Regions from separate parts of the Homo sapiens genome. Here region 1 is linked to region 2. A link is an interaction called in ENCODE POLR2A ChIA-PET data of the cell type or tissue named here. Cell type or tissue: HCT116. All regions are shown on one strand.

Region 1 (5,000 bases), 77 kb before region 2:
ACTTATTCCACAGAGCCATCAATCATCATTTTTAATATAGTTCAGGACACTGTGGGCACTCACTGCACGTTAATTCAATTCTTATATTCATTTAGATGATGGTCACAGCTGCTGAGAGTAGACGAAGTGGAGGCACATCCATTAGCTTCAGACAAAAGGATAACATTTGGCAGCACTGTGAACAAAGGCAAAGAGGAACACATTTGTGAAAAGAAGTGACCAGTTCACAGGTGTAATGTTTAGCATTTTTTATGTGATAAGAAGCCTGAAATAATGTACTTAACGTTTTATTATTGTAAACTTGGCAATAATTAAGATCTATCCAGTGGTGGTAGAATAATACCTAATATTACCTAGTAATACCTAAGAGCATATGCCCTATAAATAGGGGTGGTTTTTGTAACTGCGTGAAGTGTTGGTTTTCTAATGAGCTTTAGTAGGTTTATTTGCCTTGGAAATCAATGGAGATGGGACACTGAAAATCAAATGATGTCATAAAACAAAATTCCCTAAGAGGCATGGAGAGAAAACTCCGCATTCTGATGATGGGAGTGTAGAAATCCATTGCCTTGCACAGGCCCCTAATGGATCCTATGAGCAGTAGGAGGGGGTTATGACTAGAGAAGATGCAGACATAGGCCTGTCCCTGCAAGTTAGTTCCCTGAGCTGGTCAGTAATAACCTACTATAACCTCAAAGAGCCTCCAGCAGCATCAGTATAAATACTTGACTGTCCATGGAGAGTTGGTCTTTTCCATCAAACATTTTGAGAGGAGTAAAGCCAATATAACCACTGCTTTTTTTTCTGAGCTCTTTTGCTCATTCCTCTATCCTTGATCTTAGTCCATTTCTTCTTGGCATAGTTTCTATCATCTTGGAAATTATTTTGCAGGATGAAACAGTTGCTTTTTAGTTGTGTGGGTCTTTGATAAGGGTTGTGTGTTTCCCTTCTGTGGAACTGGTTCATAGGATTGCAGGCTAAACCTGCTTAGGCAGCTAAACTTCTGATGAAAATAATGATAACTCAGTTCTGTTTTTTTCTTATAATTATTTGTTTTAATAATCACTGCTCATATGCTTATCTTCTTCTCAAAGTATTATGTCCTTGAAAACCTGTCTACAATCTCTGTCTTGTCCTAGGAGCTGACTCTTCCCAGGATGACTGAGAGTGGAAACAACCAGTCCCCCAGGGAAGGCCCAACCCTGACTTTTTATCTCCACTGAAAAATGATATCAGAATACATAGGTGTGGCCAGGTGCTCATGTCTGTAATCCCAGCACTTTGGGAGGCTGAGGCGGGTGGATTGCTTCGAGCCCAGACAACATGCTGAAACCCCATCTCTGCAAAAAATACAAAACTTAGCTGGGCGTGGTGGCCTGCACCTGTAGTCCCAGGTACGAGGTTGGGGTGGGGGTGGGAGGGTTGCTAAGGCAACGGGAGAATCACCTGAGCTTGGCGAAGTTGAGGCTGCAGTGAGCCCTGATCTCATCATGCTACTGCACTCCATCCTAGGCGACAAAGTGAGACCCTGTCTAAAAAAAAAAAAAAAAAAACAACTGTATTTCTCTAAGTCTGAGTTATTCAGTCTAAATACCATGTGTAATATATACAGTCAAGGTTAAGTTTTATCCAGCCTGGTCCAGAACTGACCACAGCTACTTCTCATGAATGAGTTTAGGACCTAGGCTTGCACCACCACTCTTGCTTCATACTTTGAGGTTCCAGCCCCTTACCTCGCCAGTTTTTGCTGCTTCTCACGTAGGTAAGTTTTGAACCATTTAACGATGTATAGCCAGAACATTTCACAACCCTTATATTTCTAGTAATGGTATCTATCATTTACGTAAATCAATGGTTGGTTCTTTTAGTTTCCCCAGATCAAACCATCTAAGTGGATCCAAGTCTCCAACTCTTCCCTGGTGAAAGCAGCTGTGTTTATTCATTCCTAGTATCTCCATTAAGATGTCAAAGATTCTGTAGACAAGCTTCAGAGTATAAACCCAGGGTACTGCATTTAATGTGCCAACCTAGCCCTTGAAAAAAATCCAGGTAGATCATGGCAAATTATGATTGACCACTGTAAGCTTAATCAAGTAGTAGCCTCAATCACAGCAGCTGTGCTGAATGCAGTGTCATATCAGTGTTGATATGTTCTAGAACATATCTACATAGCATCTCACACTTGGGAACTTGGTATGTGACTATTTATTTGGCATATATACCCTTCAGGTTGCACCAGGAATTAGGATCAAAAGCAGCTTCCAGTCACCTGGGATGAACAGTCGTACTCAGTCAGAGCCTCACCCCAGGGTGATGTTTACTGCTCTTTGACAGAATATAATCCAAAGGATCTTGGTTATCTTGACATTCCACAGAACATCATACTAATCCACTGCTTCCTAGGCATTTTGGTGCCTCCTGCCAGAGGTCTAGCAGGCAGAGAAAGGAGTTCTTAAAGTCACTTGCTGACACTGACATTTTGAGGGGTTAGGGTGTCTGCTACAGCATGGGAGCTGGGAAGAGGCCATCTGACATATAAGAGGTTCCCCGGGGAAACTCTTAGTACTTCCCTACAATAAGACATCATGGAAGGACGCCCCTCCCATGCTCCTGGGACCTCAATATGCCCTTACATTTCCACAGCTTTCTATTGCAAGACCTGCAAGACTTTCTTCTGGCTGAGTGTTTTTTGTTCTTGCCAGGGGTGGGGTGGGGTGGTGGGGGGCTGAAATCATTCTTGGTCAATGCATGGGTCAGGCCAATATGCCAGGGAGCCCATGCTCCCCGAAGCAGCTCTCAACCTGTGCTAGATTGGAGTTAGTGGGCAAATACCCCAACTTCTTCTCCCTTGGACTGGAACCAAATGGTGCTATGGAAAAGCAACTGCTACAGAAGGTTAGAATGGGAATAATCACAATGACTAGATAGGAAAGGCTTCACAGAAGAGGTGAAACTTTATCTTTTTTTAAAAAGACCAGATTTTGACAGGCAGCTAAGAGAAGGGAGTACATTAGATAAAAGGGAAGATACAGGCAAAGGTCTAGGACTATAATAGCTTTATTTTATACCAAGCAGAATAAACTAATATTTATTATTCTCCCTTCTATGTACCAAGCACTGTCTAGGTCATTAACCTACTTTTTTAGGGGGAAAGAAGAACAATTTTGAGTAGAGGAGCTTTCAAAATATATTAGAAATATGGCCAGCAAATTTGGATTCCAGCAACAAGAGTTTGAAGAATATTGGTGGGATTTGAATAGTGGAAGTGAAATATACAACCTCTTAGAGGTTAATTTGACAGCATGAGTAGCAAAGACTGGAGTAAAAAGATATTGGAGAGTGGAAAACTAATTGGGAGACCTTTGCAATAAACCAGATAAGTTATAACATGATGAGAGCCTCACTAGGACAAAGGCCATGTGAGATGGATAAGAATGTTCAGACATGAGACTGTCAAAAATATGCAAAGGGAAGAGGGAGAAATTAAGGATGTCCTGCTTGGTGGTGGAGGGAGGGGTGGAGGGAGAGACATTAAATGACAGAGAAAGAATCAGTAGTCTGGAAGGTAGAAGAAATTATTAACTTACTTCTCCACACCTCTCTTCCTTTTGCTGTAAACCTTTCCAGCTGGGAGCTTGTGAAACCTAATGCCAAAATCAGTGTTTGTGTACTGGATTCACCAGGGGAGAAAATGTTGAATCAGATTCTCAGCCTGCCTGAGCCTCCTACCTTTTGTATTCTTCATGTATCATAATATTTAATAAAAGGGAAACTGTAGTCTTTAATTCTCATTCCAATTTGCTGTCCTCGTGGAGAATCTTATTTTCACAACAGCAGGGATTGTACACATCCTAAATTTGGAATTTCTCGACTCTCATCAGGATAAGTCATATCTTTAATGGTTCTTAAGTATAGTGTTTGGGAATTTAATTATATTATGCAAAATTAGTAAACAGCTATTTCAAGACAGGGCTGATTAAAATGAATCTGCAAGGTATGGTATTTATTAGTATATTTTCAAAACTAAGTGATACAGTTTCCGAGCTCTTGAAGTTGAAAAATGAGTGGCGCCTACAAAACAATATAACGGGTATGATGGCTGGTGTTTAAGTTTCAGTGAAACAGTTGTTTTGACAATTTCCTATGGAACCGATTAGCTCCTTGAGGGGCTGGCTGAGATAGACACCTGCACTCTACCTTTTCCCCGCGTCACTTACATAGCCCTGTGTGTGTTTCTCACCTATTCTGGACTTTTTGTTCCTTTTCACATCGTTAGATGTCTTGTCTGCTGAAAGAGATTCCCAGCACTATGAGGATGGCTATGGTCAAAGGACTGGGGCACTGTGGAGGAAAGATGATAACCACAAGTGCTAAAAATAAGACGGATCTTTCATCAGCAGGCTGATGGCTCAACTGTCTGCTGGTCCTTTGGCTAAAGACATGGGGATCACCCCTCTGTGATGAGGTCACTATGTGCTAAAGGAGGCCCTTGGCTACTGTGTGCCTTACAGAATTCCATACATTCCTCTCTTAAGTTTCTTTGTTTGTGAAAATAAGGTGCCAGGTGCAATATATTCTAAAATCCTTTTCTCATTCTCCCTCTGTTTGTATGTTGTCCCTATCTTTATGTTCTTTCCTGTTTTTAAGGGATTCTGAAGCAAAGTCACTTATATGCTTAATACCAGATCATGTATAGCCTATGAAATCTGCCTTGATCTCCAAGATTGATTTTTAACAGGATTCCACAGTCAGGCTGCTGTTCCAGAGACCAACTGGCTGAGATATCAGCTGGACCTGATTACAAACTTTTGGAGTCAGATGATATCTCAAGATCATCACCAACAGTACTTTCTTTCTGTCTTTGGCCACCCTGAATATTACACGCAAACACTCATGTCACTTTGATCATATGTAGATCCTCTGGTATTCTGCTTTAGGGAAAGTAGTCGCTGTTAGCTCAGAACTCATTCATATTTAAAAATATGGATCCTCTGGATAGA
Region 2 (5,000 bases):
TTGTTAAATCATTCCTTTTCTGCTTACCTTATGGGGTTAATATGAAGACTGAATGATAAATCACATGGGAAAGTGCTTTGAGAAACAGCAGGCACTACACATATGCTATTTATAAGTATATATTTGGTTGATGTAGATCTTTTGCAGATTTCCTCATACCAGGATTACCTGGCTGGTCTGATTCATTTGGTGAGTAGGGGCTTAATAATATTTGGTAAATGCATTTGATAAAAATGCTCTTTTGCCCTCCTAGTTCTCATTCTTATATTTTGGGTTGTTGACACTAAAAATCTGAAAGCTCAGAATTTAGTCTCCTTCATAGAACTTTATTTTCTTTCCTACTTTTAAAAAAATGAGCCTTTCTTATCTCACTCCTTAGCTAGTATTTTTATCTTGTAGCCCATAGGAAGGTACGACTTATAGAAGATTTGCAATGATTTCAGCAGCTTTTCAGAAGGGCTTTGAGTGAACAGTTAATCTCTTGAGAATGCAAAGTCATTTGTGGTGGAGAATCTTAGGCCAGTGTTGAGTTGCAAATCCTGGGGAGTCCTGACTCAAGAAGATAGGGAATTTAAAAAGAAAGCCAGTGAAATACATTTGATTCTCTTTTTCCCTGTCCTGCCTTAGCCTGCAATGTTACTTATTCCTTTAAGATGCTTTAATTGCTAATTGTCTGCTGTTTGATTTTGAGGTTAGTTGAAATCACCAGGATGATGGAAGGCCTGACCTGACCAGACCTGAATTCATTGGCAAATTCTCAACTTTTTGAAAAATTAATGAGTTTTGGCTGAGATGACACCTGACTTTTTACAGCATCTTGTTTTGATTTATTGTTTCTTTTGTTTACTTGTCAGATATTCCCGCCCATGACATGGATTTACAGAGTACAATTTTTTTTTTTTTTTTTGCATGTTCAAAGTCAAGCTATCCTGATTGGTGCAACATACAGACATAAAATGATACTTTGAGGGGCATCCTTTTGGATACATTTTTGTTCCTCTCTCATTGTTTCCCTGGGATGAATTCTTAGACATAGAATTACTCCAGGAAGGGTACCAACTTAAAACATTAAAATCAAACCAAACAAGAAAAAGATACATATTAATAGATTGTATTCCCTAAAGGCTGTACTAATTAACACTCCCACCAGTAGTGTATGAGAATGCATATCTCACGGCAACTTTGTCATTGTTCACTTACTCTGTAGCATCTCTGGAGTACTCACAATCTTCTAGGTTCAGACATTTTTCAGAAGTTTTCAAAATCACCCCAGGTGATTTGAAGCTGAAACCACTGGTTTAGTTGATAGGAGAAAAGCATTCTCTCACTATCTCTTAGTGGTTTGAATCTCTCTCACTATCCCCTTAAAATAGATCAGTCACTTTAGGTCATTGGTGTGTTTTGCTACACAGGACATACTATTCCTAATGAACAGCCCCTTCATCACTCTAACACTCTTGAACCACTAATTCACAGTAGTGTCACTTCTAGGCTTATTAATATAATCTTTTGCCCATGCAAAGCTCTCCAATGTTCAGATAATTCTGCTGGATGATGTTACCTTTCAACTGAACCACATCATCTTGTTGGCAAAGCACCTCATGAATACTATCTCATTTAACTATTGCAGGGACCTTGGAATTAGACATTTCCATTCTATTTTTACAGAGAAAGGAAAAGGAACCCAAATAAGTAGCTTTTCTCTAAGGTTGTGCAACTTATAATCACATGTTAGGAACTGAATCAATGTAGGTCTTCTGATTTCAAGTTCAGAGTTTCCAGTGTTGTGTCAGAACCTGTCTTTGGCTTTCGCTAGTTCTGCTGCTTTTTTAATGCACAAATGGATCTGGTTATTGGATTGTTATTAAGGATTTTTTTTTCAGTGTCTGCATTTCTTACGCTTATTTTCTTCTCTGTGTGCTCATTTAGAATTCTACATATTTACAGCTGTGTTTCTCAACGTTTATTTTTATTATTGCTCCTCCTTCCCTAGGAAAAAAATTTAATTTAATTTACATTCTTCCTAATGAGAAAAATTAAATATTAAACTGATAAGAACAGCTACTACACTTGATCTTAGCCAAAAGGCTGAGAAGTGAAGAGAAATTAAATATTAAGGAATAAAATTTTGACAGGTAGGGTTGAGCCTTGGAGGACCACAAACTATGATATCTGATGTTTTTGTTCCTCAACAACCAATTTTAATCTTGGGAGTTCAAAAATGCTGTTAATGGACACACCAATTTAGATGACTAACCCTGGCTATCAGGGCAGAGAGGAGAGCTGTTGAACATTCTGATAGATCTTATAACCGTATGTGTGCAACTAGTGGAACACATGACACCGACATTACTCTCAGCTCACATCAACTAATGACTTACAAGGAAGCTGTGCTTCAGTGTGGGTGGCTAATTATTCAAACTTGCATTCTGTATGATTAAACCACATGGAATTTCACATTTGCTTTTGTTTTCCATATATTTTATGGGTCATATAGATTATATCTCCACCTTTCACCCACTGCCTGCCTTTTTTATTAAATGTGAGCTTTGTATAAGGCTTTTGTCTACTTTTTGTCATAGCTCTGGGCTGAACTTTTAGATTCATTAGTCTCTGATTTGTGGCAGTTACCTACATTTTTACTTACAATTTTAGATAAATAAATGCCGGCGTGTTCACAGGCAGGAAAACACTGCATTGGTAGATAAGGGCCATTCCATGCTGGGCTTGACTGGTTGCCACCAACTCTGACATCCCTGACCCCTTGGCAGAGAAAGAATGTAAATGAGCGAGAATAAAGAGCCCCAGGTAGCTTCTGTTTGTTTTTACAAGAGAACCAGAGCTAGGTGATTTGGGAGAATGCCAGATATTATAAACACAGAGCCAGAGAAAAAGAACAAGGATGGCAAGAAGAGTCCAGGGACTGGGGGAGGTGCACTTGCAGGGGGTGGAGGTTGGCCCAGAGGAAGGTTTTCATTCATTTCTGTGTGTAGAATTTTTAAGATTAACTTGCTAATTTTTTTATTGAAGTCAAGCAAGATTTTAAATCATTTATCAGGGCTCATAGAGTACCTATTTATAGAAGTCAGAATAAAAGTAAATGAACCATGAATGCTAACACACATCTAGCAAATTTAGTAAGATTTAAAAGTTAAATAAACCAATGGAGCCTGCAGATTTTCTCCAGGGCCCCTTTACAAGTTTTAACTTTGTTTCCATTCCCCCCCACTTCATTTTACACACTGTCATGTGTGATTCTTTTAGCCTTAGCTTTTAGAATACGAAAATGATTTACAAGCCTGTTTTTAGAGGCTATTTCATTTTTAGTTAAACGTTTACATGATGCTGGCTTCCTATGTAACTGCTGAAAAACAAAAGTTTTTTTTTTCTTTTTTACAGGTGCTAGACTGTCAATCAGGATAAAGGAGATTGTATGAATTATTTGTTGTTGCATAACAAATTGCCACAAGTAAAACAACAAACATTTATTATCTCAAATTTTGTATGGCTTAGGTGGGTCCTGTGCTTCAGGGTCTATTACAAGGCTGCAATCGGTTGTTAGCCAGGACAGGGATCTCATCTGAAAGCTCAACCGGGAAAGATCCACTTCCATGCTCCCATGGTTGCCGCATAATCCAGTTTGTTGAGGGCTTTTGGACTGAGGGCCTCAGTTCCTAACTGCTTTGGAGGCCACCTTCAGTTCCTGGTTATGTGGGCCTTCTCAACATTGGAACTTGCCTCCTCAAAGCCAGCAAGAGATAGTCTGCTGGAAAGACATCCACCATCTTTGCTATATTCTGTTGGTTAGAGAGTCACTAGAACAGCCGACACTAAAGGGCAGGAGATTACACAAGCGCATTAACACCAGATCGAGGGGCACCTTAGGATCCTAGGCCAAGGAGATATGTGACTCCATCCCAACAAGCCTTCAGGATCTTAGATTCTTTGAGGGAAGAGACCTTTTTTTCGTAGTTAAAATATTTACAAAACCTTTGTGAGGTCATAGCTAGCGCTTTGTGCTGAACTGGATTGTGGAGCCCTGGGCTAGCACTGTGCAGGGCATGAAAGACCAACCACTCTGTAAATGCACATAAAGAACAACCTCCTTGAGCAATCTCAAGCAAGAGAAAGAAGAGGCTTCCGAGCTCCAGCAAAACAATGGGAAAAAACATACCCTTATCTTTTCCTTCTCATTTTCAAAGGTGTGTTAGAGGGAAAGGAATATATTCTGGTTCTGGAGATTTTCAGTTTTCTTTTTATCTCATTAATTCCTGGCTGGGTGTTCCAGGACAAGGTATCCAAAAAGCCTTTTTTGAATCGCAGGTACCGTGAATATAAGTAGAAGAAAGACACCGTCTCTTCCTTTAAGGAACTTACAGTCTTATGGAAGAGACACAGATGGAAGTGCACAATTACCGAATATCATCAAAAAGCCTGAGAAAAAGTTATGCAAAAGCTACTGTGTGAGCACAGAGGCTGTAAACCTAATCCTAAGTTGCAGGTGGGTGAGTATTAGACATCACTCAAGGAAGGCTTCCTGGAAGAGGTGACACAGAGTTGAATTAGTTGGACTTAACCTTTGAAGAAATGAAGGCAGGCTTTGCTGGGAGGCATTGGAGTATTAGGTATAAAGGTTTAGAAGCAGGAGAGCATTTGGGACCTCACAAAACTGCAAGTTGTTCAGTATGGATGGAGTTTAGGGGACTTCTTGGAAAGTAGTAAAAATTGAGGCTGGAGCTGGGTGTGGTGATGCCTGAAATCCCAGCTATTCAGGAGGCTGAGGCATGAGGATCACTTGAGCCCAGCAGTCAGAGGCTTCAGTGATCTATGATTGCACCACTGCACTCCAGCCTGGGTGACAGAGTGAGACCCTGTCTCTACAAATAAAAAATAAAAAGATGAGACTGGCAAGGTAGGCAGGAATAAAATGATCATCAGAGTTCTTGGATGTTGTTCCAGGGATTTTGGACTTTACCTTAAAGGAATCAAGGGATAATCCA

Evidence for each region. ChIA-PET counts read pairs that join two places held together with the same protein. Peaks named below come from ENCODE experiments on the same cell type or tissue, not always from the same donor. Only the 100,000 strongest peaks of a DNase experiment are listed, where the experiment ranks them.
Region 1: POLR2A ChIA-PET joins it to region 2 with 5 read pairs; 2 of 35 experiments call an interaction of 5 or more read pairs at or near these places.

What each region holds. Positions count from the first base shown.
Region 1 is chr2:149,286,400-149,291,399 of GRCh38, forward strand. It overlaps LOC105373679 (a long non-coding RNA gene), which reads left to right and starts at 1,353. Exons shown (of 3, transcript XR_923461.3): 1 at 1,353-1,394; 2 at 1,613-1,762; 3 at 3,628-3,785. In HCT116, no CTCF peak of the experiment used is centred here; no DNase peak of the experiment used is centred here; H3K27me3 peaks cover 410 bases.
Region 2 is chr2:149,363,655-149,368,654 of GRCh38, forward strand. The region is part of intron 1 of LYPD6 (LY6/PLAUR domain containing 6); the gene reads left to right. It also overlaps the pseudogene LOC124906190. Among named protein-coding and RNA genes, the nearest start is that of LYPD6, 36 kb to the left of the region's middle. In HCT116, no CTCF peak of the experiment used is centred here; DNase peaks (open chromatin) are centred at 2,407 and 2,777.